Regions from separate parts of the Homo sapiens genome. Here region 2 is linked to region 1. A link is a loop called in an ENCODE intact Hi-C map of the cell type or tissue named here. Cell type or tissue: endothelial cell of umbilical vein. All regions are shown on one strand. Links, peaks and the distances in the headings refer to the core of each region. The heading gives the core; the rest is flanking DNA.

What was found. Peaks named below come from ENCODE experiments on the same cell type or tissue, not always from the same donor. Only the 100,000 strongest peaks of a DNase experiment are listed, where the experiment ranks them.
Region 2: it touches region 1 in a loop (3-fold over the local background); 1 of 110 quality-filtered maps calls a loop at or near these places.

Annotation. Positions count from the first base shown.
Region 1 is chr3:38,721,525-38,724,336 of GRCh38, reverse strand. It overlaps SCN10A (sodium voltage-gated channel alpha subunit 10), which reads left to right. Exons shown (of 28, transcript NM_006514.4): 19 at 784-907; 20 at 1,925-2,079. Among named protein-coding and RNA genes, the nearest start is that of SCN5A, 73 kb to the right of the region's middle. RefSeq lists an enhancer at 1-2,201. In endothelial cell of umbilical vein, for the core only: no CTCF peak of the experiment used is centred there; a DNase peak (open chromatin) is centred at 1,296; H3K27ac peaks cover 2,183 bases.
Region 2 is chr3:38,772,736-38,775,547 of GRCh38, reverse strand. All of the region lies in intron 4 of SCN10A (sodium voltage-gated channel alpha subunit 10), which reads left to right. Among named protein-coding and RNA genes, the nearest start is that of SCN10A, 42 kb to the left of the region's middle. In endothelial cell of umbilical vein, for the core only: no CTCF peak of the experiment used is centred there; a DNase peak (open chromatin) is centred at 1,797; H3K27ac peaks cover 1,113 bases.

The DNA.
Region 1 (2,812 bases), core at 145-2,644:
GGCACTGGGCTCAACAGAGATAAGGAAGTCATAATTCATCCCCAAAGTTATCAAGCCCTTCAGCTTGAAGAATGTCAGCTACTGGCTGTGTGCCCTAGGCAAGGCTGACCACAGCAGGGTAAGATAAGAGGGAGGGCTGGGACGGGATTTGGGGGCTGTGGGTGAACAGAAGCCGCTTGGTTCCCACTGGGTGAGGGCTGTCACATTCTGCACGTGGATGTCATGCTTCTTCCCAAATGTTCCAAGGACTCCCCTGGCTAGTTGTCCCTACTCAATGTTTTCAGTACACAACTTCTGGGTGTTGGTTTTTTGTTTTTGTTTTCTTGTCCATGACCCCGGCTAGGCAGGAGGGGCCTGACAGCGACAAATGGGGACCCGCCCCACCATTTGGGTCCATTAGCAAAGCTATCAGGTTTACTAATATGAGAGCAACTTCAACCCCTAATTGAATTCATCTGGAGACATTATAGGGCTGGAGCTGCCAGGAGGGCAGCAGGCCCCTGCAGCATTACTCCATGATTAAATATTCAAGCCCAGTGAATGCTGAGAGTCGTTATGGGTGTAATTACGGTGTCTCGGGCCATTGCCAGCACTCCATCAGGGGCCCCGAAGGTTTACAGTCTCACACAGCTAAGCCTCTGGGGCTCCAGGGAGAAGAGCAGTGTTCCAGGCCTCAGCTGGCGAGGCACCAAACATGGGTGCAGTTGAACCTGCAGTGACCGTGTGCAATTCCCCGGGCCCCGCGGAGAGACGAGTTCACTGCCCTGGGCTTCTCCCCTGCAGGGAGTGGACGACACAAGCTCCTCTGAGGGCAGCACGGTGGACTGCCTAGATCCTGAGGAAATCCTGAGGAAGATCCCTGAGCTGGCAGATGACCTGGAAGAACCAGATGACTGCTTCACAGAAGGTGAAGGGACAGCCACAGGCCCCCTCACACTGATGTTAATTAGGGCCAGAATCCAGTTGAGCGAACACTCACCTGGGATCCACAGAAGACAAACAAGCTGTGCCCACTTGCTGCCTCACTCCCAGGCTTGAGGGCGCCCGCATCAGACACACATGCCCCAGGTGGCAGCAGCCTGGCCGTGGTATCTGCATCTCATGCCCTATCAGACACTACGGAGAGACGTGGGCCTTCCTCTTTACCCTCAAAAACCCCTCCGTGAGTTCTAAACCAGCCCTCTTGAGTTGAAAGGGGGAAACGTAGTCACCACCATAAACACCACTGAAAACTCTTGATTTGGACCATGAAGGACCCAGAGGAAGGCCATGATGTATCTGCTTCCCTCAATCTTTTGTTTAGCTCTCAAAAGCAGAACCTGTGTCTTAGTCATCTTTCCTCTCAGTGTTTAGAACAGTGAGGCACATTACATTCTCAATAAATATTTGTGCAATGAATGAATCAAGAGTCCATTCTATAAAGGGAATTGTGGCCTCAATGCTTTCTAAAAATACAAAGAAAAATTTTTTAAATACTTGAGTTTTTATTAATAGTTTTATTTGACCCTGGGCTGGGCTGAGCTGGGCTGGACCCAATCCCCATCCCAGCCACGTCGTGGCCCTCAGTTCAGCTTGGGCTTGGAGCATATCCCCCTCAGGCACCCCCAGGCTCATACGCCGTAGCTTGTCTGTTTTCCAGGTATAGGTGGGCAGAAGGACAGGGACCACTGGTGTCATCTGTAAGAAGGATATGGCTAGGAAAAACATCAGAGTGGGCAAGACTGATGATGGAGAGGAACACCTGTTGGTCTGGATTGAGGGACTCCCTGGAAGGGACCCCTCTTCACCCATATTCCAGGAAAGAATTTTTTTCCAAGGGCATGACAAGTGGGTTTCCTAGCAGAATGGTTTCTCTGCAGCAGGAGCAGAAATTATCCCCTTTGCCCACTGGCCATCACCCACCATCAGTCACCTCTCCCCACAGGATGCATTCGCCACTGTCCCTGCTGCAAACTGGATACCACCAAGAGTCCATGGGATGTGGGCTGGCAGGTGCGCAAGACTTGCTACCGTATCGTGGAGCACAGCTGGTTTGAGAGCTTCATCATCTTCATGATCCTGCTCAGCAGTGGATCTCTGGTAAGGGGAGGCATAGTCCCTGCCCCCAAATCCTCCAGATAGGAATCTCCTACAATCCAAAGGCCCTGGAGCTGCATCAGTGGGTTCTCCTGACTACTGAGCTGAAAGTCCCCAACCTTGTCACTAGAAGGAGAGCTGCAGCCCAGGGCGAGGGCCCCTCTTAGCAGCAGAGCATGGGAGGTGTTCAAGGTGCCCGTGCCATGGCCTGCCAAACCTGGCTGCAAGCATTTGAGTGAGTGAGTGTATGCCTCCCACTATATAGATGGGGAAACTGACACTCAAAATGTTTAAAAGGCTTGTCCAAGGTCACCCAACTTGTCAGTAGCAAAACCCAGCTTTGCCCTTATTTAATCCCGAAGCCCCTGGCTTCCCACCCTCTGACCTCCCCAACACACGGCCTTCTCTGAAGGCCTACAATACAAAAAGGACTATCTTTCCTTATCAAACCACTTCCAAATGCTACTAATTACTCCTTTAAAGCTCACAGAAAATCATTACAATAGCACTTCTCAAAATTTAATCTCCCAGGAGCTTGTTCAAATGCAGATTCTCATTCCATAAATCTGTGGCAGGGCCTGAGAATTTGCATTTCTAACAAGCTCCCAGGTGATGCTTGCACTGCCCTCAGTGACCCACACTTTGAATAACAAGGCCTTATGGGAATAGAGATTCAGAGTTGGGAGACATCTCTAAGGCCCTGGCTGAATACTGGGCTTTGTAGAGCAAAGAAGGA
Region 2 (2,812 bases), core at 284-2,783, 51 kb before region 1:
TTAAAAGGTATGTTGGCTTATGCACTAATGTTTGTAGCAGCGTTATTCACAATAGCCAAATATGTCCATCAACAGATGAATGGATAAAAAATGTAGTATATATGTAAACAATTGAATATCATTCAGTTTTAAAAATGAATGAGATTCTGATACATGCCACAACATTGACAAAGCATTGTGCTAAGTAAAATAACTCAAACGCAAAAGAACAAATGTTGCATGATTCCACCTTTAGTAGGTACCTAGAACAGGCAAATTCATGGAGACAGAAAGTAGAATGGAAGTTGCCAGAGAGGGGGAATGGGGAGTTATTATTTAATGGGTACATTTCTGTTCGGGATTATAAAAAAGTTTGGAAACAGATAGTGGTGATAGTTCCACAATACTGAATGTACTTAATGCCACTAAATTGTGTACTTAAAAATGGTGAAAGTGGTAAATTTTATGTTATGTATATTATGCATATTTTACCAAAACTTTTTTTTAAAAGAGGAAAGGTGTTAAATTGCCATTGAAGAAACTCCAGCCACATGGTCAGCAAGGAAAGGTATCACTATCCAGATAGAAGATGCTGCTCCCAGATCCCAATGCTAGTGCATACCTTATTCACGGAACGCAGCTGGGGGTCTGTAATATGCCTCCAGATTCTGATTTGCTGTTGAGGTACACAGTGGAAATTGTGAATACAAACTGATTGTGGTCACTTAGTGTACATCTCTTTGGCCTACTGGGCTGAAATGAAAAGTGAGTAAGAGAGGCTGCTCTCCCACACTGAATTGCTTTGGCTGGCAAATGGGAAGGGCTTACACAGAGTTTTAAAAATAAGGAATGAAATGTTTTAAATTACCATTTTTATGAATACAAGTTGGGTATCTCAGTGATCCATTCAGAATTTGAATATTATGAATCTTTGTTTTCAGAGCCTGAATATCGGGATTTGTAACAATCAGACATCAGTGGTGCAAGTGGCTCAACGGCTGAGAACTTGACTTTTTCCCAATACCCAATGATTTTCTTCATTCACCAGAAAAAGCACTTAGGAAATAACACATTGGGCTTATTAAAAATTACATCTGAATGCTGCAACCCAACATCAAGAAATACCTTGCAGAGCCAAATACCACCAAAGAGAGGATGCAACTCCATTAGCTGCTGTTGAGCTGGGGCACTTGCCTTCTGGTGAAGCACTGAAAATAGTCTTTAGAGAGCACTCTCTCCATAATTTCTGGGTCTGTGTTTGATTTGACAAACCAGAAATATCCATCAAAGCTTCCCAACAACCTATAATTCTGAGTTAAGATTTTCTAATTTAGAAAACATAAAGAGTGTGGGGGGGAAACCAACAAGATATGGAAGCTGACAGCTCAAGCAGCTATGCAACCAGATATAGATTCCTAAATGATTTCAAACACGATTTCTCCTCTCACAGATGTGAAAAAAAATTATTCACTTTTTAACTTGACTTTTACTTTTATTTAAGACATATATGTTCATAATTTAAAAGGTCACAGAGTTTTATAAAGATTCTGACAAAAAAAACAGCAATTTCATTTTTCTCATCTCTTCTTTCCAGAGGCCACCACTTTTAGCTTTTTTTACCTGTGTCTTCTGATACCTCCCTATCTCCAATAATATACTCATAATACTAATTTTTAATTTTTCAATTTCTGATGTTATTTATTGGCTTCCTATTATGAGAAAAAACTTAAGGCCACATCCACAAACTCATTTCCTCTCACCCTCATCTTCCTGTTACAGTTATATTGTAATCTTCAGTTAGATCATCAGATAATATATCCATTGTATGACTACATATATAATTACATTACATTGCTAAGTAAACACTGTTTACAGCTGTGTCATGCAGTGTACTTTGACTATATTTCCTTTTTGCACAATGTTTTTGCTTTCCTTGGAGTTAATAAGGATTTTATTTTTTTGTTTGCTCAGTTTTCTATTTATCCCTAATTTGTTCCCAAACTCTTCTCCAGATGTTTAATTGTTGCTTCAATTTATTTGCACACATCAGGTGCATGTGTATCATTTTTTTCCTATGGGAATCACAGCTAGAGTACTTCATCTTCTGCCTCATTCTGACCTAGATGTTTTCTAGGCCTGATGCACAGCTGTTTTCTAGAGATTTTTTCTTCTTCATTCTTTTTTTGGATTCCTTTTGCCTCTTCCCTGGATCGCATATATGTTTCTTGTTTGAATGGAGCATATCCTCTAGTAACATTTTTTTTTAAGACAAAGTCTCTCTATGCTGCCCAGGCTGTTGGCCTCAAACTCCTGGGTTCAAGTGATCCTCCTGCCTCAACCTCCCAAGTAGTTAGGACTACAGGTACATACCACCATGCCCAGCTTCTAGTAACTTTATTAGAAGGGTAACTAAGAAGTACATTTCCCAAGACTTCATATATTCTACCTTCTTTGACAGTTTGGCTAGGGAAAGACTTCTGTATTAGAAATTATTTCCCTCTTAATTTTGAAGGCCTTGCTCATTGTCTTCTAATTTCTTTCTAGACCTCCTATTAGTCAAACAATATACCTCCTAGTCTGATTCTCTAATTTTCAAACTTTTTATCACTTCCTATCCATTTCTGCTTTTTTGTTCCACTTCCTGTGAGATTTCCAAAACTTTATTTACAAGTCCGCCTATTAGTGTTTTACTTTTGCTATCATATTTTTGTTTTCAAAATTCCATTTTGTCTTTGAAGGTACTTTTTACATCCTTCTGCTCTTGTTCTATACGTGGAGCCTCTTCTCACCTCTTAACTCTCTAAAAATATTAGTACAGGTTTTTTTTTTTTTG